5 separate regions of the Homo sapiens genome follow, and all the other regions are linked to region 1. A link is a loop called in an ENCODE intact Hi-C map of the cell type or tissue named here. Cell type or tissue: endothelial cell of umbilical vein. All regions are shown on one strand.

Evidence for each region. A loop is a pair of places that touch in the nucleus more often than their neighbours do. Peaks named below come from ENCODE experiments on the same cell type or tissue, not always from the same donor. Only the 100,000 strongest peaks of a DNase experiment are listed, where the experiment ranks them.
Region 2: a loop joins it to region 1, with 8 times the contacts of the local background. A loop is called at or near these places in 2 of 110 quality-filtered maps.
Region 3: a loop joins it to region 1, with 6 times the contacts of the local background. A loop is called at or near these places in 3 of 110 quality-filtered maps.
Region 4: it touches region 1 in a loop (2.7-fold over the local background); 2 of 110 quality-filtered maps call a loop at or near these places.
Region 5: it touches region 1 in a loop (8-fold over the local background); 2 of 110 quality-filtered maps call a loop at or near these places.

The regions. Positions count from the first base shown.
Region 1 is chr1:210,371,746-210,376,745 of GRCh38, reverse strand. The region is part of intron 3 of HHAT (hedgehog acyltransferase); the gene reads right to left. It also overlaps the pseudogene RNU5A-8P. Among named protein-coding and RNA genes, the nearest start is that of HHAT, 45 kb to the right of the region's middle. RefSeq lists a silencer at 2,109-2,198 and enhancers at 1,874-2,785, 2,786-3,698. In endothelial cell of umbilical vein, a CTCF peak has its summit at 2,202 (motif pointing left); a DNase peak (open chromatin) is centred at 2,485; H3K27ac peaks cover 491 bases.
Region 2 is chr1:210,238,024-210,243,023 of GRCh38, reverse strand. It overlaps SERTAD4 (SERTA domain containing 4), which reads right to left. Exons shown (of 4, transcript NM_019605.5): 2 at 4,889-5,000; 3 at 3,416-3,531; 4 at 1-1,466. The coding sequence ends at 687. Among named protein-coding and RNA genes, the nearest start is that of SERTAD4-AS1, 6.6 kb to the right of the region's middle. RefSeq lists an enhancer at 4,368-4,878. In endothelial cell of umbilical vein, a CTCF peak has its summit at 3,019; DNase peaks (open chromatin) are centred at 3,033 and 3,533; H3K27ac peaks cover 1,374 bases.
Region 3 is chr1:210,140,589-210,145,588 of GRCh38, reverse strand. All of the region lies in intron 6 of SYT14 (synaptotagmin 14), which reads right to left. Among named protein-coding and RNA genes, the nearest start is that of SERTAD4, 90 kb to the left of the region's middle. In endothelial cell of umbilical vein, a CTCF peak has its summit at 1,913 (motif pointing left); a DNase peak (open chromatin) is centred at 1,948; H3K27me3 peaks cover 174 bases.
Region 4 is chr1:209,857,816-209,862,815 of GRCh38, reverse strand. No RefSeq gene overlaps it. Among named protein-coding and RNA genes, the nearest start is that of UTP25, 32 kb to the right of the region's middle. In endothelial cell of umbilical vein, a CTCF peak has its summit at 2,323 (motif pointing left); a DNase peak (open chromatin) is centred at 2,325; H3K27me3 peaks cover 803 bases.
Region 5 is chr1:210,249,437-210,254,436 of GRCh38, reverse strand. No RefSeq gene overlaps it. Among named protein-coding and RNA genes, the nearest start is that of SERTAD4-AS1, 18 kb to the right of the region's middle. RefSeq lists enhancers at 1,404-1,958, 2,514-3,069. In endothelial cell of umbilical vein, no CTCF peak of the experiment used is centred here; DNase peaks (open chromatin) are centred at 3,036 and 3,506; H3K4me3 peaks cover 1,173 bases; H3K27ac peaks cover 1,166 bases; H3K27me3 peaks cover 241 bases.

The DNA.
Region 1 (5,000 bases):
TGTCCCCTTTGCCCATTAGCTGCCCAAGCTGTCCAAGAGACACCTCCCCACCCAGCGCACCCCTGAACCCACCAGCCGTCACAGGCAGCCCAGGGGCCTGGGAGACTGGGAATAGAGACAGAGAAGAACGAGACCAAGGCTCACCACATCCTCAGGGCACACTGCCCCATCCTTCCCCCACAGTCCATTACTTCCACCATCTTTCTTCAGAAATCTATTTGCGTATTAATAAAATAACTCATTTATGATGCCTAAGACTTACTTTAAAACACAAGCTACAACACAGAGACGTCTGCTTTCAGACAAGATATAGTACACACATTTATCCCTATCCCTCCACTAACGACAGCTAAAACCCTTGGATGTAACATATAAAACGAATGTAAGGGGATTGTGAATGGTGAAAAGAGCAGACTGGCTAGAGAGCTCAGGGCCTAAGGAACGACAATAAGCAAAACAAAATTAAGTATTAAGTAAATGTTGATATAAATATTAACATTTACATTAATGCATTATACTTAATATATAACTTACTAGATGGGCTTAATAGCAAAAGTAGATTACATAAGAAAGAATTATTGAGCCAGGCGTGGTGGCTCATGCCTGTAATCCCAGAACTTTGGGAGGCCGAGGCAGGTGGATCACTTGAGGCCAGGAGTTCCAGACCAGCCTGGCCGATATGGCAAAACCCCCTATCTAGTAAAAATACAAAAAAAAAAAAAAAAAAAAAATTAGCTGTGCATGGTGGCACATGCCTGTAATCCCAGCTTCTTGGGAGGGTTAGAAGAATCATTTGAACCCGGGAGGCAGAGATTGCAGTGAGCCAAGATTGTGCCACTGCACTCCAGCCTGGATGACAGAGTGAGATTTTTTTTTTTTTTTAATTATTGAACCTAAGGATAGGTCAATAAAAATCACCCAATCTGAACAAGAGAGAGAAAACTGACTGAAAAAATACAGCCTCAGAGACCCTTGATATAAGAACAAAAGATCTGACATTGGTGTCATTAAATTTTCCAGAAGGAAAGAAGAAAAAATATGAGGTTAAAAATACGTTCAAAGAAATAATGGCAAAAAAAAAAGATCTCCAAATTTGGCAAAAAGCATAAACCTACAAATTCAAGAAGCTGAATAAACCCCAATCAAATTAAATACAGCAATTAAAAGACAGAGCTTGGCAGAATGGATTGCTAGAAAAAAGACCCAACTCTGGACTGTCCACAGGAATTCACTTTAAATATAATGAAATGGGGAGGTGGAAAGTTAAAAGATGAAAAAGGATATGGCATACATACATGAATCAAAAGAAAGTGGGAGTGGCTCTACCAATGGCAGATAAAGTAGACTTCAGAGAAAGAAAATCACCAGGGTCAAAAAGGGTCATTGCAGAATGATAAAAATATCTTCTCACCAATAAGATATAAGAATCCTAAATGTGTGTGTGTATATACACATACACACATACATATATATTTAAAAGCATTGTGGTTTTTCAGGGATTAGAGATGAAGAGGAGGAGGGTGAGTATGGCCATCAAAGAGGCAGCACAGAGTAGCTCTTCAAGGTTCTGTATCTTTGTCATGTTGGTGTTTACATGAATCTACACATGTGATAAAACCACATATAACTATATACATATACACAAGTAAGTGCTTGCAAAACAGGTGAAATCTGATTAAAGTCTGTGGGTTGTACTAATGTCAAGTTCCTGGGTTTGAGTTCACTATGGAAGATTCCCCACTGGGGAGCTAACCATCAGGTTCTCCTGTTAGCAACAACAGACACCAGGAACTGCTGGGGGGTGGCAGGGAGGACTGGTAAGGCCTGAAAAACTAACTACTGGGTACTGTGCTCAGTACCTGGGTGACAAGATCATTCATACCCTCAACCTCAGCGTCACACAATATACCCAGGTAATAAACTTGCACATGTACCCCTGGAATCTAAAATTAAAAGTAAGGGATTAAAAAAAAAAAAAAAAAGATTCCCCACTGGGGAAGCTCGGTAGAGGTACACAAGGCCTCTCTGTACTACTGCTGCAACTTCCTGTAAATGTGTAATTGTTTCAAAATAAGATGATGCTAAAGATAACAAATCGTACTCCAAGTCCCATTATACAAAAAGGGCTAAAACGAGTTTCCATGGTTAACCCAGGATGGGATTTAGAACTCAGCTAGCATGGCCTCTACTTCGCCCCCTAGTGGTAGCACCAAAGGCACCCGGTGAATAACAAGGTGTGGAATCTCAAGGTGATGACTCAACATCTCATTTGCATACCCATAGTACCCTGCACATAGTAAATTATTTAAAGCTTAAAAGAATATTTCTTTTGACTCAACATTTCTAACTATGGGAAGATTAAAGAATTCTTTTTGTGCAAACTGTAGGCAGTAATTCTTTTTGTGCGAACTGTAGGCACCATCGGCGTACTAGGAGTTGCGGTTACTGCAACAATGAGTTGAACTAATTTGTAGCATTACACTGGTTTCTCTTCAGATCGAATAAATCTTTCGCCTTTTACTAAAGATTTCCGTGGAGAGAAACAAATCAGTTATAAGCTAATTTTTTGTAAGCCTTGCCCTGGGGAGGCAGATCATGTTTTATAAAAAAAGACTTAAAGAGGAAAACATTATGGTGCAACTTTAGGCTTAAGTGATTCATTGTCACTGTTTGTTTAAACATTGTGTAACAGAACTTGCAAAGACAGTTAACTCTTGTTTTCCATGTCAAAGGTCTGAATACTTGCATGATAAAAGTCTGTGTAACTTTCCCTGGTGACATCTGACTTGCTAATTAGCAACATTAACATTGGAGACACAGACTGGCTTAGACAATTTGGAGACTCCCCCTTAAGTGATGGCCTTTAAGATCCTAAACTCAGCCACATAGTTGGGAGAATTTCTGGTTGCCTGTCTGCAAAAAAGCCCCAAATCCATCCTTCTCTAGATAACATTCTATTATCTATCTACCTAGTAACAAATTCAATGCAAGGTGGTGATGCAAGCTCCTTAAAGGACTCCATCAATTCCACTGATCAGCTTGGTGTAAACTGGTTTCCACTGCTTGCCTAGTAAGTGTTTAATAAACGTACACATGCCAGATAGAATTTGACCTGAGCTTTGCTTTCATTAAACCTGGGAGCAAAATCATGATGGAATAACAAACCTTCATCCATCTCGAACTTTTCGGCAGCTATTGTCATCCCTGAAAGTAGCATCAGTCAGTTCCCCACACAAAGACACCCCACTTTACATCTTCTCCCACGTGCCCCTGTGATCTCGCTCTTACCTTGCTGCTGCTGCTTAATTTCTTTTTAACAAAGGCTTATCAACTGTCATGTCATGATTTTAAAAGGTAATAACCTTTTTAAGAATGCTGACAGGCACCACTTTTAGGAAATGTACTGAGAGAAGGAAATGTTTTCCCTCCTTCCCACTTCCCCATACCTCCCCCCAAATTTCAGATCCCGCCACTATTCAACCTGCCCTAGGCTGGAATAATCCCGTCCCCCTTTCTCTCTGAGTCTTGTTATGGCACTTATATAAGTCTGAATCATGTTACAGCACTTCCATGTTTGTGTGTAAATTAACTTTAATCCACCTCTAAGGACAGTTCTTAACATTGAAAGTATCCAAATGAGGAGTCCACAAAGAGTGAGTTAGCATTTGAAGGATTCTAATCAGAAATCTACTCCCAGACATGACTACAATTCAAATAATTCCAACATGGTACCTAAAGCTGCACCTGAAAGTTTACTAGCATAAGGAATGTTAGAAATAAATATTTTAGTAATGAAAAGCATGGTGCTCAATATGTGATGGATTAAAATTTTTCTCAGGCTCTGATACCCTTGTAATAATGAAGCATGTATGTAAGAATCCCTTGAGGCCAGGTACAGTGGCTCACGCCTGTAATCCCAACACTTTGGGAGGCTGAGCCAGAAGGATCACAAAAAAAAAAAAAAACACCTCCCTTGAGCCCAGCACCCAAAGCACTGAAAGTCTAACACTCTCTTGGTCTGTGTCCTTTGCTTTAATAAGGCTCTATCCTCTAATCAGACTAGAAGGGTAACTGCTTCAGCCAGCAGAATAGAATTGCACCAGCCTCAGAAGGAACTTCCGTGCAAGATGCTTGTTGGAGTACCTAAAGACAGACAATAGAGGCTTCACAAGCTTTCAGGAACAAGTTCAATGATGGTTTTGTACTTCCCTACCTAATGAATGTTTGTACTTGTAGGAGAATTCAGTTAGACACCTTCACTGTTTAACATACCACTTGGTGGCAAGGTTGTGGGAGAGAAGACATTTAACTCCTGTCCATCTCCAAGTGACAGAAGTTACCAAGAGTAAAACCAAAGAACTTTATTTTTGTTAAACAACAAAATAGGCTTGGGTCAGTTCAAAACATAGTACTTCTATTCAAGACTCAGCTCCAATCCACCTATTCCAGAGAGTCTTCTCTGATCATTCCAAGGCTAGAAACTCTCCCAGCAATTTTTGGCTACACCGACTAGGGACAATCATACATATGGAAAACACTTTGTTAAATGGCATGCCAGGGCCAGCTTTCAGGCAGGACCCACGAGCAGGGCCAATTGTCCTGGCTGTGTACAGCTCTGGCCCTTGTTAAATACTTCACACATCAGCCATATTAAAGCTAGGGGTGTCCTCCTGGAATTCTCAAATAGAGTATAAACTTGTTGAGTAGAGAAATAATGCCTCTTAATTCCTTAACCCACAGCATTATCACAACCCAGATCAGAAAGCAGGCAGTAAGCACTGACTTGTAAGCTGACTGGTTTGTGACTGAGAAATTTCTCACCATTCTCAACAGTGGGAATGTCTTCATCTTTGCATCGAACTCCCTCAAACATTAGTAGACTCTTGATAATGTTTGCTGAATTGAGGTGAATATGCCCACTGGGGTTGGGGACTTCTTATAAAGGAACATTGATCTCTTGGCAACGTTTGCTTTGTTTCATGTGTGTAAACTCTGGTGAG
Region 2 (5,000 bases), 130 kb after region 1:
AAAGTAAGGCACCAAAAATCGCCCTGTATAACACCTCTCTAAAAGCCTCATCACCCATCACAGGCAAGCCAGAAACTTGCAGGGAATACCCTCTCTGTGTAAGACTGTTGATTGCCGCCCCTAGACAGGTGTGTTTCATTATGTTACATCCTATTTTCATCTGTCACACAAGACTGTTAGGTACAAATACTTAACAGCACCATTAAGCCATTTCATCTAGCTCCCTGTCTTTAGTCTTTTATTTAAAAAAAATATTGTATCATATAGAAGAAGCAGGTATCTTTGCTGGTTATATTGATTTGCTTACCAAATAACTCCCTAATTAACTGGCAAACATGTAGAAATTTCTTAGCTAGTGACAGGCTCCTTGGGGGGCAATGGAAATATTGCAAGGGCACATTGTCCCCCAATCTCATCTACTGATCTTTTCCGTAAGAAAACTATGATATACTTTTAAGCATTAAGTCAATCGTTTCCTTGGTAAAAATCACCACATTTATAAGAAGCTCGCTGATGCCTGCTATACAGATGTTTTACGCAATCTGCTCTCCAGGCATTAAAACGACATGGCATGTTCATGGCATAATTTTATCTGTTGTACAAAACTACAAAATCCATTCAAAATAAAATTTACGAGAGCTAACTGATCATGCTGTGCATGCTTCAAAGTTCGGTGAGAAGATGGCTCATATTTTACTTCCTTTGCTGCAGCACAGTTTGTTACTTGGTGGTGAAGCCTCCTTTTTCCGTAAGGACTTTTTCCAAGATTCATTTACATTGTTTCTTTCATTATATCCGGTCTCAAAATAATCATAAAATTGGCCTTTGCACTCAAAAGCAAGGTCATTTCCCACAGGTTCGTGGCTGAGGGGGCCACCATCTCTGTTGGTGTCATCATTTGCTTTCTCATCATTTAATTTGGCCTTTTCCTGAACACCAAGTGATCTGACATTAGTGACAAAGATTTCATTGGCAGGTATCTGGCCATCACTCTTGTAAATAGATGCACTACCTACATCAAAATCCACCTGGCGGGAACAACTCGGTAAAGGCAAAGGGGGAGAGGAAGAGGAAGATGAGGAGGAAGAAGAGGCGGAGGGAGAGGAGGCAGCAGTGGAGGCACTTCCAACATTAGCATTGACAGAAAGGGGTAAATTTAGGTAGTGGCCACCACATTCTTGGTAAAAGCAGCAGGCATGAAACTTTTCACATTCCTCTTTGGCCATCCGTGGTCGTTTTCGGTAAGGGCAGTCTTGAGCCATAAACCACTCTTGGGCAGAGGTGCCATTGAAAGAGCAGGCAGGGAAGCACCAGTTATTCTGCATGATAATTTCTCCATGGATCCTTTTCATCAAATTGTTTATAAGGACAGATCTTCGGAGGTACACTTCAGGATCATCGATAAACTTTAGCTTTTCTAAGGACATATAAAGGATGTGGGCTCGTTCCTCAAAAATTGAGATGGTCTACAAACCAAAAAAAAAAAAAAGAAAAAAACAAACAGAAAAAGGAAGAGAGAAAGCTTAGAAAATGGACTATATGAAAACATCATCATAGCATACTTCTTTCTTGGCACTGTCTGGGTCTGGGCATGTTGTGGTCTTGTTCCGCAGGGTTAATTTAGAGAGGCTGTCCCCCATTCTGCTGATATTCCCTTTCCTCACTTGGCTGGAGCACCCACCCACTTCCTGACTCACTGGTGTGGTCAAGCACTAGGGAATCGAGCCACAGTGCAGGCCCCAGGAGGGACAGTTCAGGTGGTTTGATCTATTATGGCCCAATAAGGAAGATGCTGAAACACAAAACTAATCTAAGCTATTAGAAGTCAGGAGAGGAGGTACTTTCAGAGTTGGGGTGAGCGGGGCGAGGGGTAGTGTTAGAAGCCGGCAGAAGGAAGATTCTGGTTGCTAGTTATGTTTTGGTTCTCGACCTGGATGTTAGTTACATGACCTCATGAAATTCATCAAGCTGTACTGTGATACCTGTACTTTTTTATGTGTGTCTATACAAATACACACACACAGACACATAACTCATATATTGTACATCAATACATGTTTTTAAAATGATGCCAAAATGCAAGTCATAATGAATATACTTCAAACCCTGGTCTAGCCAAGAAGGAGCATGAGATTTGGCTTTTAATGCTGTCCCTCTTTTAATCCTTTGGGTTTCATACTTGCAATTATCCTTGCTTGATAAGAGGACACACTAATGAATGAGGCTCAGACCCTGACAGAATGTGTCAGTTGAAGGACCAAAGTAGGCTTCCTTGTGGAGCTGAGTGGGAGACGAGATGCCGAGAGGAAATGAGAGGGCTCACTCCTGAGCTGTGTGACACTGTCACTATGCGATGGTTGGTGCAAATCCAGTAGCAACTGGGAAACTGCTACAACCACAACACAGAAACTAAAAAGGAAATAAACTGCTTGTGTCCTGGGGACCAGTTATTCCAGGCCATCAAAAAAGCAAACTGGCACCATAACCTGAGGAGCTGTGAACTAAACCAGCCCATACTGACCAAAGGCAGGGACTACACATGCAGGGAAAAGCCCAGTACCTACCAATGCATTCTGCTGTCTTTTCATGAGCAAGGTAAAAGCAACATCTAAAGGATGAGGTGGCAGAGGGGGAAGGCAAGAGGAGACAGAGAGGAAGAAGAATTGAAAATCCTCTCTGCATTTCAGACAACTATGGTCTGTGCTTATACCTGCCTTGATTAAATCAGCAGATAGTTATTGAAGGAAGGTAACTCTAAAGAAAAATGAACTGATATTTCAAAAGCTTAGATGCCCAGATTCATAATTCTATGCAATTTCCCCATCTTGTTTTTTTTTTTAACTATACCTACAAAAAAGTTAGCTTTGGTCTTTTCCTGGAAATGAAGTCCATGTTTCAACAAACTTATATGTAACCCATGTCCAGTGAAGTGCATATTTCTACTTGTATACACACATTCAAGGATGATGAGTCTACCCATAAGAGGTCAGGAAAAGCCCTGTGTAACCACCCCCATGTGGACACACAGGGAAGTAGCATTGGCTGCAGGAGCCAGAACTCAGACTGGGGAGAACATGACAGGAAAGAACGAGCGCATTCCCCACACACAAAAGTGTGGAAGAACCATAACCCAAAACACAGTCTGAGAAATATTAAATCATACGTTAAAAAAAATTCCTTGGATTACATAATTTTGACATTTCTGGGTAGAATAGCTCTTGCCAGCTTTTTCTTCAAGTACTTGTGAAAAATAACACAGGACCCAAAAAAGCGACAACGATTAATGAGGCTCCACTGAGAAGTGGCTCATTTTCATTGCTTGGGTGAAACAATTTAATTCCTGGAAGTGGATCAAGCAACTGTTACTAAGTATCTTAAACTCTTAATAAAAATAATGACTATTAAAAAAACATACTTTATGGCTACAGCTGCTGAGTGGTGGGTGAAAATCCTCTTCTTCCACATACTTCCTCTTAAAGTATGTGATCTTGGATGTTGTTATAGGATTTGAAATTCCCCTGTAATGTGATCCTGTGGTAATAAATCAGATATGACAAATGACATGCGGTTTGCCAGAGGTTCTCCAAACAAAATACTTTCGTTTCCTTTCCTTCTAGAGGATAACTTGGCTACATATTTGTCTGTACATGTGGTGATTAAAAATAAACATTTGTCTTAATAGTTGCTATCATATGGAATCCTGTGACCCAGGCTAGGAAAAGATTTCTAGGCAATTATAGAGGAAAATCACATATTTTAGCATTTAATAAATATGCAGAATCTTAATTCTATGCAAAAGGAAACTGCAACATTCATAAAGGGGAGGAGTGTAATTTCTCTAAAATATATTAGTATTTATTTAAATTGTTTAATTAAATTCATGACAACATAGCACCACTGTTAAAGATGTATACATCTTTAACTGTAACCACTGATAACCAAACAACTTTGAAATCTTATTGGCTTTAGGTTAGTGAACAAATGGTTATCTGCACATTGGGATTATAGCATTCCTTTTTTTCAAAATACAAAATTCAAATTTTTAAAATTTGAGTTAAAATTTTGGGTAACTAATGTCCTTTTCACTCTCCAAAATGTAGTATGCCAACCATGAAGACCACAGTTTTTAATCTTTTTTAGCAAAACAGACTTCATTGAGTACTTGTTTTATATTTTAGTTTCTTTTAAAAATAGCTAATACTGCAAAAAAATCCAAAGGAACTTAAACTATAAGAAGAAAGAATCAGGAAGAACATACTTCTATTTTCTTGGCTTTAAATTTTTTTCCTACAATCCTAAAACCAATTGTGTGCTTTACCCATTTATGCCATAGGTTGCAAATTTTTTTGTGTTTGAAAAGTCAGACCTTGGTGATGACCTTGAGCAGTAGGATATAAATAACTTCCACAAGCTTAGCGTTCCAATAATGGAACACTGGGCATAAATGGGTTAACAAAGAAAAGAAGCTCATAGCTGCTGGCCCAAAGTGCAGATTCCTTTATATCTCATGGGATAAAGGTGTCATTGTTGAGCCCACCAGAGCTTTCATAGTTGTGAGAGAACCATACAGTTCCACAGGGTAGAAAACCAAAACCCAAACTCAGAGTTTCAATATCTGGTTTGGCCCTCTTAAAAATACAGACACATGACTTATATTCAAAAAGCAGCATGGGTAGACACAGGTTTGAATGCAATTTAAATATCACCTCTGGTCCTCTCTCTGGAGCTCTGGACTCACTTATGAGAGGCGCACAGGCAGCCCGGGAAGTCCCTGGAGCTTTAGCTCTCCTGGCTCAGAGGGGCACCCCAGACACCACCTCCTGTCCACCAGGCTGGCTGCAAAGGGCAGCGAGGGGTGGGGGGGATGGGCGCAGGTCAAGGGCAATACCTGCCAGTGGGGGACCAGCTCCCCGGTCTCCCTGCAAAGGAGCTTGTGCTGGCCCTGGGGGGCTTGGGCCTCCGTAGCTGTCAGCCTCCCATAGTGTTTGGTACCCAGCAAT
Region 3 (5,000 bases), 230 kb after region 1:
TTGCTTTGTCTGTCTTTCCCACTAGACTGTGAGTCCCTTCAGGGCAGAACTTTTGTTTTATTCATCTTTGTATGTCCTCAAATTAGTACAGTGCCTATCATTCAGCAGGCACTTAATAAATATTGCTGAATGAAAATAATAAATCATGAAAGACATGAAATGCGGTGGTAAGAAAAGTTGGACCTACTCTACAAGTAATGGAAGCAAGAGAGGCATTTTGAACTGGGGAGTAACATGCTCAGATATACATCTTCAAAAAATAAGGCCAAATATGCTGCATGACTGAGTGCTTGAGCAGGGATCACAACTTACTTAGCTGTGCTAGTGATAGATAAGTCTTTACTTGAGATAATACTTGCTTTGTGCACATTTTATATCCTGAGCAAAAAATTGCAATTTTTTACCCTGTAGCAAAACATAGACTTAAAAATGTTTTATTATAATCAATCTTACTGATCTAGACACGTTATAGTTGTAGTAATCATGTAAGATTTTTCTAACCTACAGACCTTTAGCGCATACTAAGAACTACACATTGTGCTTCAAAATTAATGTAGCTGACTTCCTTGATTTCTTACTAGTCTATCACATTTCTGAAAATTTCAAAAAGCTTCTTTCTCTGAGATATCTGAGTCACTGCTGACACATATTGGGTTGCTAAAGACTCCGTATCCCAGAAATGCTCTCACATTTACACCTGGGGGAAGTGTGAGCTTTTTAAATTGGTCACTCAGCATATAGAGTGTTAGAATCAGTTATTCCTACACAAGTTGATATATCCAATTATGTTATATGTTCCCTTTAATGAATTTGTTTTAAATGAGATGATTTGAATCTGTTTTTAATATAAATGTTTTTATTATTAGAAAACTAAATAGAAATAAATTAAATTATTAATATAACAGCCCCAAATGATTTCTAAGTGTCTTCCATGTTTTGGATTATAATTATCCATAGACTATTGGTTTTCCAACAGTGGTTAGTGAAATCTATTGAATTTCATTTTAAAAATATAATTTTAACTATTTAAAAATTAAAATAAGAACAATACGAGTATATAAATGAGTAATATAATAGAGGCAATATAGTGTACTCGTAAGGAAAGGAAACTTTGCAGTCAGATTTACGGGGGTCTGTTACAGGACCGTGACTTTAGTAAGGTATTTAGCATCTCCATACTTCAGTTATCTAAAAAAGGTGAAATAACTATGTCTACTTCCTTAATAGTTATATCACTTGTTAATATATTAGGGAACACATTGTATTGCAAATAAATTTAATGTATTATTATTTGTATCTTGGACTAAAGATTTACCTGTCATTTCTGTTTAATTGAGAATATTTGAAGTTTAAAGAGCAAGCTGTCAAAGTTATCATTTGTAACTCCTTATCTATATGAATCAGAGTTTTCTCTAAAATGTATAATTAAAACAAAAGAAATACATTGCACTGGATTTCAGAGCTGCAGCAAGATGAAAACGTATTAGCAGCAATTGCATAACTGTAGGTGCCTGTGCTTTGGAGTAAGACAGTTGAGTTTATGAATAAGCTCTAACTTTTTGCCATCTGCGTGACCTTGGACATGTTTTAAAAGTTCCTTGAGACTCAATTTCCTCATCTATAAAAATAATATAGTAACAGTACCCTCTAGAAAATTTTATTCTCAATTTTTTGTTCATCAAAACAACCCTATCATTTTCAGTATTAACAGATGTTACAAGTAAATATTATAAAATAAGATTTGTTAGTAAAATATCACTTTTCTCTGCCTTACTTTTTTGAGTTATAAATAATATTTCATTTGAAATAAAGGGTCTGAATGCTTGAAAAGCTTGAAAAGCCATGAACTACACTATCTTTATATCTTATTTCTGAATGGTCATTCAAATGACCACATTTTATACATTGTAAGACTGTGCTGCCCCCTGCCGACCCAGTTTCTCCAAAATATTTTGAGTCTTCACTTAAGTCAAAACTTACAGTATTACACTTAAGTAACTCTCTAGTAGTCTGGTGGACAGTAATAATATAGATGGTAAAATATTGAATATAGCGCTAAATAATATATGACATTTTTCAAGATATTAAAATATAAACAAACGGGAGCAAATGAATATAATATACTCCCAACTGTGTAATATTTAACAAATTTAGATATCCAATTCCAAGTAACTATTGTAATTGCTATTGTTTACAGTGCTGCTGACACATGGTGAAAAATTAGCAAAATATAGACATTTCTGGCTAAGATTAAATATTCAGTAATTATTTCCCTGATTCTTTCACCGAATTAATAGCAACTTGATCTTTATTTCCCTACATTAGAATGGCACTTGTTTTTTGGCTAGCTGCAATGTTTTAAAATTACACTTCTAATGCATTACCTTTTCCAACTTTTGGGCATCTTCTCTTTTTTAATCTCACATGACCAACCAGATATACACTGGTGATTTTTCCTCCGGATAGTATCTCAAAATAGGCTCTTCCTTACTACTAAAACTCCTCTAATAGAGTGTTATTATCTAATAGTGCAAAAAGTACTTGACAAATCAAAAGAGCTAGGAGTAGTTCTACCTGTTGCTAGCCCTAAGCCTGGGAAGTAATTGATCTACTGAAAGTCTCATTTTTCTCCGTTATAAAACAGAGATTCATGTTCATGTCCTCTCAAGTGATAAGATTACGTGAGCTAACACATAAGTGTTTTAAAAATAGATCACTATATTTCCATAATGCAATTTCATCTTAGTTATCTTTTCCCCATTCTGATGCTTCTTCTACACTATTATCTGTGTAGTCTGCCGTGAATGCAAACAGTGGGAAATGGGGGAGGAAGGGGTGCAGAGAGCAGGCACAGGAGAGGTCTCCTATGCTCAATCAGGTCATCCTCCATGTCAGCTCAATCTGTTACTTACTTTTAAATCTTTGAACTTTTGGCCTTGTATCTTTTTTCTGGTAACGTTCTTAGTTTTCCTTAACTGAATGGCCATTTTGGATCAGCTCATCACACTACAGTTCACCAATCTCCATGCCAGCATATGGACATCAGACACTGGTAAACTAGACTTCCATACACCTGGCTTTGGTGGGGACACACCTCTACTCAAACACCCTTACAGGCAGAATGGTGAAGTAAGGACCTCTGAAAGTCTGCTCCTCTATAAAAGCAACATGAACACTGGCAAACATTGTCAAAAAAAACTTTTTCAGAACTCTGAACTAACTAAAGGCCTGCAACACTCCAAGGAGTGTTTATTCAAGAAAAATGGCTCAATACTGTGAGAACTACCAAGGTTTGTGGCATTTTAAATATACCCTATTCCCATTACCCTCTCCCCAGTTCCCTGGTAGTGTTGAAAGCCAACACTTGCAACTGTGAAATCCAACAGCCTCATAGATGCTGGAGGGGGGAAGAATGGGTTTGGAGTGCCCAGGAGCCCCATCTTCAGAGAAATGACATTACTTCACTTGTCTCACAGTTCTGTGAAAAGTTCCATTCTCAGGCTTTGTTTTGATTTTACTTGACTCAGATTGATAAGAACTATATCCTTAGAACATCTGTTGGAAACAATCAGTGGCAAGTGTTTAACATGGCAGTCACCAAAGAAGCAGTACTGGCTCTGGCCAATGAAAAAATAAGAGCAAAATCTAGGGAATGAGATGTTAATAGGGATCTCTGAAAAGTTCTAAGGCATTTCTGGAAATCTAGCAGTCTACACACATGTGCAAAGCTATGTGCATGCCCAGAAAAAACTTGAGAAGGTCCTAGTCTCTTACCTCTAGCTGATCTTGCTGCTCTGTGCATGCAGAAAGTGAAAGTTAAGGCACAGTTGTAAACTGACTCTTGGAGCATTGAAAGCATGGCTCAATATACACAGAACCCCTCAGCAAAGACTTAATGAAATCTCTGTCCAGTTGTTAGCTGAGCTGACCACTAATGTTAACTGAGATGCACATGACAATAATATAGACTTTACAAAAACCAAGAAAGTCATCAAAGAGGAATGACAACAACAAACAGCAACAATAAACTATGGGGGCGACTAGTCTAGGAGAATGTCTTTGTCAAGGCATTCAGATTGGAAGTGAAGAATCAGAACTACCTCTATTCACAGATGACATGATCTCCTATGCAGTAAATCCTAAAATGCACATGAAGAAAATAACTACTAGAACTAATGAATATGCTCAGCAAAGCTTCAGGATTTGTGATCAATATATGAAAATCAATTTTATCTCTTTACACTAGCAATGAACAATTAGAAAACAAAAAATTAAGAAAACAATTCCATTCACAATAGCCTCAATATGAATAGAATACTTAGGAATGTATTTAACAAAACTGTAAAATTTGTATTACACGAAAGTTACAAGACACTTTTGAAAGAAATCAAAGAAGTCCTAAATAAATGAAAAGACATCTCATGCTAATGGACTGGAAGACTTAAATTGTTAAGACAGTAATGTAGCCCAAAGTACGGATCAAACAGATTTGATGCGATCCCTATCAAAATTGCTATGGCCTTCTTTTTTTTTTTTTTTTTTGCAGAAACAAAGAAGTCAATCCTAAAATTTAAGTGTCCTAAAATTCATATGTAAGTGCAAGGGACCCAGAATAGCCAAGACAATCTTGAAAAACAATAACAAGGTTGGAGGACTCACACTTCCCAATTTTAAAACTGATTATAAAGCTTCAATAATCAAGAAAGTGTGGTACTGGCAGAAGGATAGACAAATAGATTAACGAACTATAATTGACAGTTCAGAAATAAAAACTTACATTTATGGGCAATTCATTTTCAACAAGGGTGCCAACACAAATAAATGAAAAAAAGATTTTTTTTCAACAAATTGTTGGGACAACTGGATATCCACATGTAAAAGAATTAATTTGGACCTCTCCCTCACACCGTATTAAAAAATCAACTCAAATGGATCATAGTCCTAAATTTAAGAGCTAAAACCATAAAACTACTAGAAGAAAACATAGTAGTAAATCTTTA
Region 4 (5,000 bases), 510 kb after region 1:
GCGGGCAGTGAGGGGCGGGTGACCATACTCAGACTCTGCATGTCCTTCATATGCAAAATGCCTTCATTTAAGTGGCTCCCAGAAATCCAGCCTTTTGCAGGAAGGCTTCTAAAGCCTTTTAGGAAAAAAACAAACAAAAGAACTAGTATCCCTCCTGCTAGATTTAGATTTTCCCGCCTATCAGTCTTCATCCCTGCCTCTATGACAGACAGGCACACACACCACACACAGTCATGAGCACATGGGTGTGTGCACACACAAACACATACACATCCCAGGGGAATGGTTCATTTTGTTTGGAAGTTTGTTCCTTTGTCCCCATCTGGAGGTACCAGGATGCCTGTCCCCTTTCTCCTCACTCTCGGATTTGCCACTCGCAAACCAAGGTATCAGGTAGTTCTTTGGGGTTACAGTGTCAGTTTTCCTCTTCAGTATATTCGTGGAGCTTTGCTTGAGGGTGGGACAAAGGTGTGCAGAATGAAACAATGAGTAAGATATGAGTGAATGTCCTCAGCCTCGCAGGTGGATTTAGACAACCAGTGGGAAAGTCTAGAGGAGGGCACGATTAAAGTTCATAGCGAGCTGTGATGATTTCACAGAGATTATCATTTGAAGGGGGCCTTGAGAGAGGAGAAGTTCAGCAGGGGAGGAGTAGTGATTGGGCATTCTGGACAAAGGAAACAGGATGGTCAAAGATCTCTATTACCTGACCCTGTTTTATTCTCTTCCAACATTTAGCACCATCTGAAATTGTACTTTTATCTAGCCTCTAATTCTTTCTTTTCTGTCTACACTATGCACTCTAACTCTATGAGTGCAGGAAATATGTGTGCCTCATTCATTGCTGTGTCCTAAGTGCCTAAAATAATTTCTAGCACATCGTGGGTGCTCAGTACATATTCACAGAATGGATAAATCAATGCTCAGACCAAGGAAAAGGGAGAGAAGGAGACTCTTTTTCTTTTCTAATGTATGTGGTTTCATTTCATCCTTACAATACCACTCAAGAAAGACATAATCATCTCTACCTTACAAATAAGGAAACTGAGGTAAGCAAAGGTAACTTACTGGGAGTAAAAGGTAAAGCTGAGATTAAAAGCCTAGTTTATCAGTTTGTAAAGTGTAGATTATGCCATGAAGACTAATGAAGGTCTGAACTAAGCAAAGCTGTGGGAAGGAAGTTAGAGAGGTGAGCTCACGTTTGAGGCAGTGGGTTGATAAAACTGACAAGACTCGGACACAGATGGAAAGGGAGAAATTCCCTTGCAGACTCATCTCCATCTGAGTGGCTGGTCCTGACCTCCCTCTCCACTGGATTCAATCACATGGGGATTCAGAAAAAAACATGTGGCATTGGCCACTAGCCAGTTGTTTAACTTTGGGAGACCTGCCCAATTTCTCTAAGCATGTTTTTCCCCTGCTATATGGTGATAAGCAATCAGCTGGCTTTTAAGGGTTGTTGTGAGATGACTGATGTACATCAAGCACCCACAACAGTGCCTGGCCCACAGTAGGTGTTCCATAAATATTAATTCACCTATCTTTCCCCATGATTTCCTGATGTCTTTTGGCATGGGAAGTACTGTTCCCAAGAGGAGGACCAAAGGGCAAGTGTGAGGACATCCACCCTGGCCTAGGTACGGGAGTGGATAGTCTCAAGAAGGAAGGAAGTGACAACCTAGGCCTGGGGGCAGTGGATGGAAAAGAAGTTAGGGAAGTACCCAGTAGAGAAAATCTCCCCGTCTCTGAGAAAAACTCTAACCCCTCTGGAAAAAGGTTAGACAAGAAACCACAATTCTAAAGGGATTATGGTCAATCTCTTCTCTGCAGAAAGGTGTAGCCAGAGTGTGGTGATGGGGAGCCAGGGGGCTGTTGGGCTTGGGCCTCATATATGTAAATTTGGTTGTGAATTGGGTTATGAATAACCAAATGAAGCTACTCACAGTTATTATCATTTAGAGTTTGTTAAGTTAGTTTTTAAGAAATTAGTTGTGAGTTTAAATATGCCATAGAACCTATTGGAGATTTTCCATTTCTTAAAAGGTAATGTTCACTATTCCATAAAATTATTTCCTGAAATAAATACACGATTATGAAATCATTTTAATGTGTTAACTTATAAACAAATTCTATCACAGTTGTTTGTAACTCTTTGAATTTCTTAATTTCCTATGTATTTAAATTGTTAAATAAAATAAAATAAAAAAAAGAGGCCTAGGTCTCTGTCTTCTCCAGCTCTGAGAGCTGCCAGGCACAAGCCCCACAGCCCAAGGCCGGCACCCGAGGGGAGGTGCAGATCTCCTTACTGTACTTGTTTACAGCGCCACCTGGTGTTCCTAACGCATAAGCGCCCTCACCCCTAAGAGTTGGAATTTGCTAAGTAAAAAAGATCCCTACAGCTGTTTTTCTGAACCATTCTCTCTCAAAATCTCTTTTCTTTCCTTTGAAGAGTATGAGGCATATAAGTAAGAATAATACAAAATAACAGTTAATTTTCTAAAATTTTACTAATCTTTGTAACGTGGAAAAGAAGGTCTGGTCTTGTTCTAAGTGCCCTGCATGGATTAAGTAACTTAGTTATTGTAACTCTGAAGACAGGTATTATGATGACCATCCCCATTTTACAGATAGCAACTGAGGTACAGAGAGTTTAAGGAATTTGCCAAAAGTTACGCAGCTAGAAAATATTAAAGCAAAGATTTGAACCTAGGCAGCTTGGCTTCAGTACTCACGCATTCTTATGCTGCTTCTCTGTGCATGCGTGTGTTTCAAGAAAAAAAAATTAATTTTTATTTGTACTGACACTAAGAATTTAATCTCTCTGGGCAAACCTCAATGGACCAAGGATAAACGGGGCAGCAAAGGAGTGAAAAATATGCCTTAAATGATCCTGACATATGAGACGTTATGCTTTTCAGGTTGCTTGAATTCTCCTTCAGAATGTCACTTGGTGGTGGCCGCGCGCGGTGGCTCACGCCTGTAAGTAATCGCAGCACTTTGGGAGGCCGAGGCGGGAGGATCACGAGGTCAGGAGATTGAGACCATCCTGGCTAACACGGTGAAACCCCGTCTCTACTAAAAATACAAAAAAAAAAAAATTAGCCGGGCGTGGTGGCGGGCGCCTGTAGTCCCAGCTACTCGGGAGGCCAAGGCAGGAGAATGGCCTGAACCTGGGAGGCAGAGCTTGCAGTGAGCCGAGATCGCACCACTGCACTCCAACCTGGGCGACAGAGACTTGGCATCCAGAAGGATGGCACACAAACAACTCAATTAATGTTTATAACAACCCTCCCCAAGAAAATATTATCATCTCCCTTAGTCCTTTTTTTTTTTTTTTTTTTTTTTGAGACACAGTCTTCCTCTGTTGCTCAGGCTGGAGTGCAGTGGCATGGTCTTCTTGGCTCACTGCAACCTCTGCCTCCCGGGTTCAAAAGATTCTTGTGCTTCAACCAACCAAGAAGCTGGAATTACAGGCGCCCACCACCACACCCAGCTAATTTCAGTATTTTTAGTAGAGATGGGGTTTTGCCATGTTGGCCAGGCTGGTCTTGAACTCCTGACCTCAAGGAATCCACCCACCTCAGCCTCCAAAGTCCTGGGTGAGAGGTGAGAGCGTGCTGGCAGCCCTCGCAGCCCTTACTCACTCTGGGCGCCTCCTCGGCCTTGGCGCCCACTCTGGCCGCGCTTGAGGAGCCCTTCAGCCCACCGCTGCACTGTGGGAGCTCCTTTCTGGGCTGGCTGAGGCCGGAGCTGGCTCGCTCAGCTTGCCGGGAGGTGTGGAGGGAGCGGCGCGGGCGGGAACCGGGGCTGCGTGCCGCACTTGCGGGCCAGCGCGAGTTCCGGGTGGGCGTGGGCTCAGCTGGCCCCGCACTTGCAGCGGCCGGCTGGCGCCGCCGCCCCGGGCAGTGAGGGGCTTAGCACCCAGGCCAGGAGCTGCGGAGGGTGCCCTGGGTCCCCCAGCAGTGCCGGCCCGCTGGCGCTGCGCTCAAATTCTTGGGCCTCAGCTGCCTCCTCGCGGGGCAGGACTCGGAACTTACAGCTGGCCATGCCTGAGCCGCCTCCCCCACCCCCGCCGTGGGCTCCTGCGCTGCCCAAGCCTCCCCGAGGAGCTCCGGCCCCTGCTCCAGGGCGCCTGGTCCCATCTACTGCCCAAGGGCTGAGGAGTGCAGGCACACGCTGCAGGACTGGCAGGCAGCTCCACCTGCGGCCCCGCTGCGGTATCCACTAGGTGAAGCCAGCTGGGCTCCTGAGTCTAGTGGGGAACTTGGAGAACCTTTATGTCTAGCTAAGGGATTGTAAATACACCAATCAGCACTCTGTATCTAGCTCAAGGTTTGTGAACACACCAATCAGCACCCTGTGTCTACCTCAGGGTTTGTGGATGCACTAATGGGCACTCTGTATCTAGCTAATCTGATGGGGACTTGGAGACTCTTTATGTCTAGCTAAGGGATTGTGAATACACCAATCAGCACTCCGTATCTAGCTAATCTAGTGGGGACTTGGAGAACTTCTGTGTCTAGCTTAGGGATTGTAAACGCACCAATCAACACCCTGTCAAAACGGACCAATCAGCTCTTTGTAAAACAGACCAATCGGCTCTCTGTAAAATGGACCAATCAGCAGGATGTGGGTGGGGCCAGATAAGAGAATAAAAGCAGGCTGCTGGAGCCAGCAGTGGCATCTCCTCGTACTCTGTCCTGGTGTGGAATCTTTGTTCTTCACTTCTTTGGGTGCATGCTGCTTTTGTGAGCTGTAACACCGCGAAGGTCTGCAGCTTCACTCTTGAAGCCAGTGAGACCAGGAACCCACCAGAAGGAAGAAAGTCCAAACGCATCCGAACTTCAGAAGGAACAGACTCTAGACACGCAGCCTTTAAGACCTGTGACACTCACGGCGAGGGTCCGCGGCTTTATTCTTGAAGTTAGTGAGACCAAGAACCTACCAATTCCGGACACACTGGATTTACAGGTGTGAGCCATCCCTTAGTCCTTTTAAGA
Region 5 (5,000 bases), 120 kb after region 1:
CATTGAGAGGACAGAAGTGGCTGGAGCAGAAGGTTCCCCCCAGGGAGCAGAAGGTGGGGCTGGGCATGTAGCCTGGGCTGAGGTCTGGAGGGCATTGAAAGTCAAACCTGGGAGGTAAAGTATTCCTGTTTGCCTGGTGATTTAGGATGATCAGCTACAGAATGGATGGAGTGGAAATGCTTGGGGACTTAGGGGGCACCCTGGGCAGGGCTGAGGCTGTGGACTTCACCTCGGTGGACCTTAATCTCCCCTGCTGTGAGAAGGGTAGATAACCCTGGGTGCTCAGAAGTCTGGGCCCCTGTGGAGCTTGGTGATGCTAAGGCACCTGATGGATGCTAAACCACCTAGGTTATGGCTGCCAGGTGCAATGGCAGAGGTGCAATAGTAGCACCTTCTTTTTCAATGTAAAGATAGCTAGAGGGAGAGAATTGACTAATTGTGTGAGAGCAGAGGGAGGAGTTCAGGTGACTCTGAGACTCCAGTTGGAGGATGTGAACAGAGTATCCCTCTCAGCAGTTGGTCCCCAGCACTGCCTGAGGCCACACCCAAATCTAGGAGCTCCAGTCCACCCCCTTGGGCACTGGCATTCTGCATGCCTGGCTTGGAGGTAGGGTCTCCCCAGCTCCTCCCTGCCCCCTCTGCAGAAAAGCTGAGACTTTTCCCATTTCTCCTGCCTCTTGTTTCTCTAATTTTATGATTGTATGAAAATAAGGTTCCCAAATTGCCTTTAATTAGCTTTAATAAGACAGCCTTTTTGCTAATTAAAACGATTATTAAGAAACCATTTATTGAGAATGAACACAGTTGTTAGAACCTACGAGAATTCTGAACTCTTAATAATAACAACAGCAGCCACCACCAGCCCCATCAGGCCCCAGAAACTCAAACTGGGTAGTGCTCAGGCTGGGGGCCCAGGGTTTCCAACTTTTCCCTCTCTCCAGGGCACCTTGTGGGCAGATGCTGCCTGCAAGCCTATAGTTACTCCTTTCCCCAGCACTGAGGTTCTCTCTGTAGAAAATGTCCCCGGTAAGTAAGCACTGACAGGTTTGCCTGTTAAAGGGTCTGGTGCAGCCAGAGTAAAGCTGGGCAGGCAGTCAGGAGGCCATGAAACCTCCAGTCACTTCACCTCCCTGGACCTTTATCTCCCCTGCTGTGAGAAGGGTGGGTGGGCCTGGGTGGCCTCAGAAGCCCAGGGCCCTCTGGAGCTTGGTGATGCTAAGGCGCTGGTTGGAGCCTGCACTCGTGGAAACCCACACCTCTGGGTAATGGGGGAGTCTGGGGCTAGCAGAGCCCAGAGCTCATTTCATCCTCCTCTCCTCCCTCTCCAGGAGGACTGCTCAGGCAGCTGAGGCAAGAGACTCCTGTCGCGAAGCTGTTGAGGAGACTCGGAGACTCTGGGCTCCCGCTAGGAGCAAGCAGGCGCGGTGCAGCGAGGCGAAGCCCAGGCGCGGGGCCCGGAACGCGGTGGTGCAGCTCCCCGGTCCCCGGGTCTCTGACCGCGGTGCTCTCTCCCGCCCCGGGCTGCGCAGCTGCTGACAGCTCCTGGGTGATGGCGAACGGCTTGTGCTGTCACATTTCCTTCCTGTAGGGAGGGGGTGGGGAGCTGGAGCCTGGAAGGGCCGGGACGGGGAGGGAGACTACCCAGGTGGAAGGCGGTGCAGAAGGTTGCTGGAGAGAAGACGCCCCGGGCAATTTCTAGTGACGTCGTCTAGGCCGTATCTACCTTCTGGGGTCAGGAGTCTTGCTACACCCTAACCCCGCCTCCTCCAGAGTCCTCCCAGGGTTTTTCCAGGGACCTGGTCAGCTTGAGGTCTTGGCAGCACTTGAAAAGCAGCGGTGGTTTTTGATTTAGTTGTTTAATTTTTATTTTTAAATATTACAGTGGAAAGAACGTGGACTTTGGAGTCCCATAGCCCTGGACTCCAATTCGGTGGGTCGAATACCTAGCTTTGTGACCCTTTGTGACACTCAACTGAGCTTCGTTTCACGACAGCTTTTTTCCCATGGGGCTGCTGTAAGGCTTAGATGCAATAATGGAGGTGAGGTTGCCCAGTCGGTAGCCTAAGACCCAGCGCTAGTGTCGGGGGAATGTGCACTTGACCTCAACCAGTGAAGGCGAAGGATAAGCTTCCAGGCCCTAAACCCGAGGCCAAGCCGGCCCCGGTCTCCTTGGCGCTCGCTGGCGTCCAGGGTCGGCAGCAGGGCTGGGGACAGTGGGAGTGGGTACTCGGCGGTTCCCAACCACGCCGCATGTCGGAATCCACGCGGACGTCTGAAGAAACATCCGCTGGGGGCCTCAGCAGAGTCCAATTCATCGCGAGCCTCTGGGGTAGGGCTCAGGCCTGAGGGTTTTGTAAAAGCTCCCGAAGGGGGCTCCGAGGTGCAATCAGGATTGAGAACTGGTGATTGAAGAACCACCGCGGTCTCCGGAAAGAAATAAACAAAGAGGCCTTCCTGGGGCGGAAGGGAAGAGGGCTGGCGGGTCCCCACCCGTGTGCAGGTGACCCCTTCACACCCGCATTCCCACGCCCAGGGACACGGTTACACGCACGCTTGGACACACGGGCACCCACACTCACCCGAACACACACACCCACGCCCATTCACGCTGTCCCGGACACACCCACACCCACTGCATTCTCCGGGCGAGTCCTGCGGCCGGAACCCAGACAGAGCGCGCCCGCTGGGGGCCGGGCCCCGCTGCTCCGAGGGTCTCAGGCCAGGAGGCCCGAGCGCGCCACAGCCGCTGACAGCGCGGCTCCTCCGAGCCCGGGGCGCTCGGCAGAGCCCCCGCCGGGCCGCGCCGCGCTCGCTCCGGCTCTTTGTTATGCTAATTCCCCTTCCCAGCTGGTGCCAGCTGCCTGCACAATGAGCGCCCGGAGCCCTTGCCAGCCCTCGCCAGCCAGGGAGTGGGGGCGGGGCGGGGGGGGGCCACCTCACACTGCGGCTGCCCTCCTCACCACCCCCTCGCCGTCCCAGCACAGCGCAGTCTGGCCGGGTGCTGAGCAGCCCAATAAGCAGCCTTTCCCCCGTCCTCCCCTCCCCCATGCTTGCAGGGCCGCGCCCCCCGGGGCCTGCAGGGCATCCTCTGATTCATTCCAGTCGCTAGGGCTGCCCGCCCTCCAGGTGCCAGGGCTTGATGATGAAAAGTAAAAGGCTCCTCCGCGGCTCGAGAGCCGTGAGGATGAAAGAGAAGCAGCCGCCTCCCAGACCACACAGCTAATCCTCCCATAAACCTCGAGCAAATAAGGGGAGAGGAAGAACAGGCCGGCTACAGATGTGGAGTGCAGCCTCCGGGGATCCCCAAATTAAAACTCGTGCAGGGGAAGCCCTTGGACCACAACCAAATGACACTAATTGGGTTATGGGACCATAATCTTGGCTGGTATTTAAAAAAAAAAAAAAAACAGTTATAGTCACAGCTGCAAGAACTGTCTTCATAAAAAGAAGGGGGAAAGTCCGCTATTTTATTACGCATAAGAATGAGAGAGAAGAGGGTTCACGGATCTCCTGCCTGCATGGTGCAGACAGGCTGGTTGCTTGAAGGCGAGGACAGTCTTGTGCCAGGGGGAGCCGCGTTGTGCCTGGCTGGCTCCGGGTGTGTGGAGCTAATCGGCTAAAGGAGGCGGGGGCAGGAGCACTCCAGGGGGAGGGGCAGAGGAACTGCAGTGAGAATGGGGAAGCATGGCCTATCCGGAGGAATGTATATTACAGAAGACAATAGATTAGCCGCCATATGCAGAAAACAATCATTTGGGACAGGAAAACTCAGAGATGTGTTCTTAAAGAAAGATCCAGAAGCAGTTTCTCAGTTTCACTGGGAGGGAAAAAAGGCATTCTGGGGAAGGGAAGGAAAGGAAAGGGTGACATGCAGAAAACTCAAGTGAACATCTTCAGAAAGATCCCTGATTGTTAGAATCAGGAATTGTTAGAATCAGAAGAGAAGGTTAGAAGGGAACAATCTTTTAGAGGCCCTTTGAATCCAGCCTCATCATTTGACAGATGGAAAATCAAGATCCAGAGAAGTGAAGGAGCTTGTTCATGGTTAGACAGCTAGTGAGTGGCAAACCTGGGCAAGACTCTGTTTCCTAACTCCTAATCTAGTTCTCACCACTAAGTTGGTTATAATCTTGTGGTTAAGAAACAGCAGTCATTTGACCAGAAATCAATACAATAGATTGACTCTAAGCAAATAAATGAAGAGTTATGATTTGTTCTTTTTCTTCTTCTTTCTTTCTTTTTGCTTTCTTCTTCTTTTATTTATTTATTTATTTTTTGGACAGATTCTTGCTCTTTGCTCTGTCACCCAGGCTATAGTGCAGTGGCGCAATCTCAGCTCACTGCAACCTCTGCTTCTGGGGTTCAAGCGATTCTCATGCCTCAGCCTCCAGAGTGGTGGGGACTGCAGGCTCACTGCAACCCCCACCTCCCGGTTTCAAGCGATCCTCCTGCCTCGGCCTCCCAAAGTGCTGGGATTAAGGTGTGCACCATCGTGCCTGGCCTAAACAGGACATTTTTAAAAGATTGAGGTAAGCTTTGTTGGATCTATAATAAGAACAAGTGTTAGAAATCAATTAATTCGTACAAATTCCATCCCAGGATTCTTCCTAGTATGTATTTCTTTATTCATCACTTAAAACACCCAGATAAATGGCCCCAGAATTTCTTTAAGAGTTCTTTCTGTGCAGGGACCAATACCATCTCTAGATAGAGATGTCCCTTGTGCATTAAGTCATCTTGCCTAAAACCAGCTAGGTCAAGATTGGGCTGGTTGAGAATTCTAATTGATCATCTTAACTGGTTAAAATTCTACTGATTGGGAAATAAAAATATCTACTCCAGCTGCTGGTTTTCCAAACTCTGAGAGGACAAAGGTTTAGAGATGGCCAGCCTAGACCTCCCTGGGCAGGCTGAGGTGTCCTGGCTTCCCACTGCCTCTCTCAGCTGGCTCAAATGGCAACTAATGTTGCCAATCATGAGATCCTAGCCCAGTCAGATAG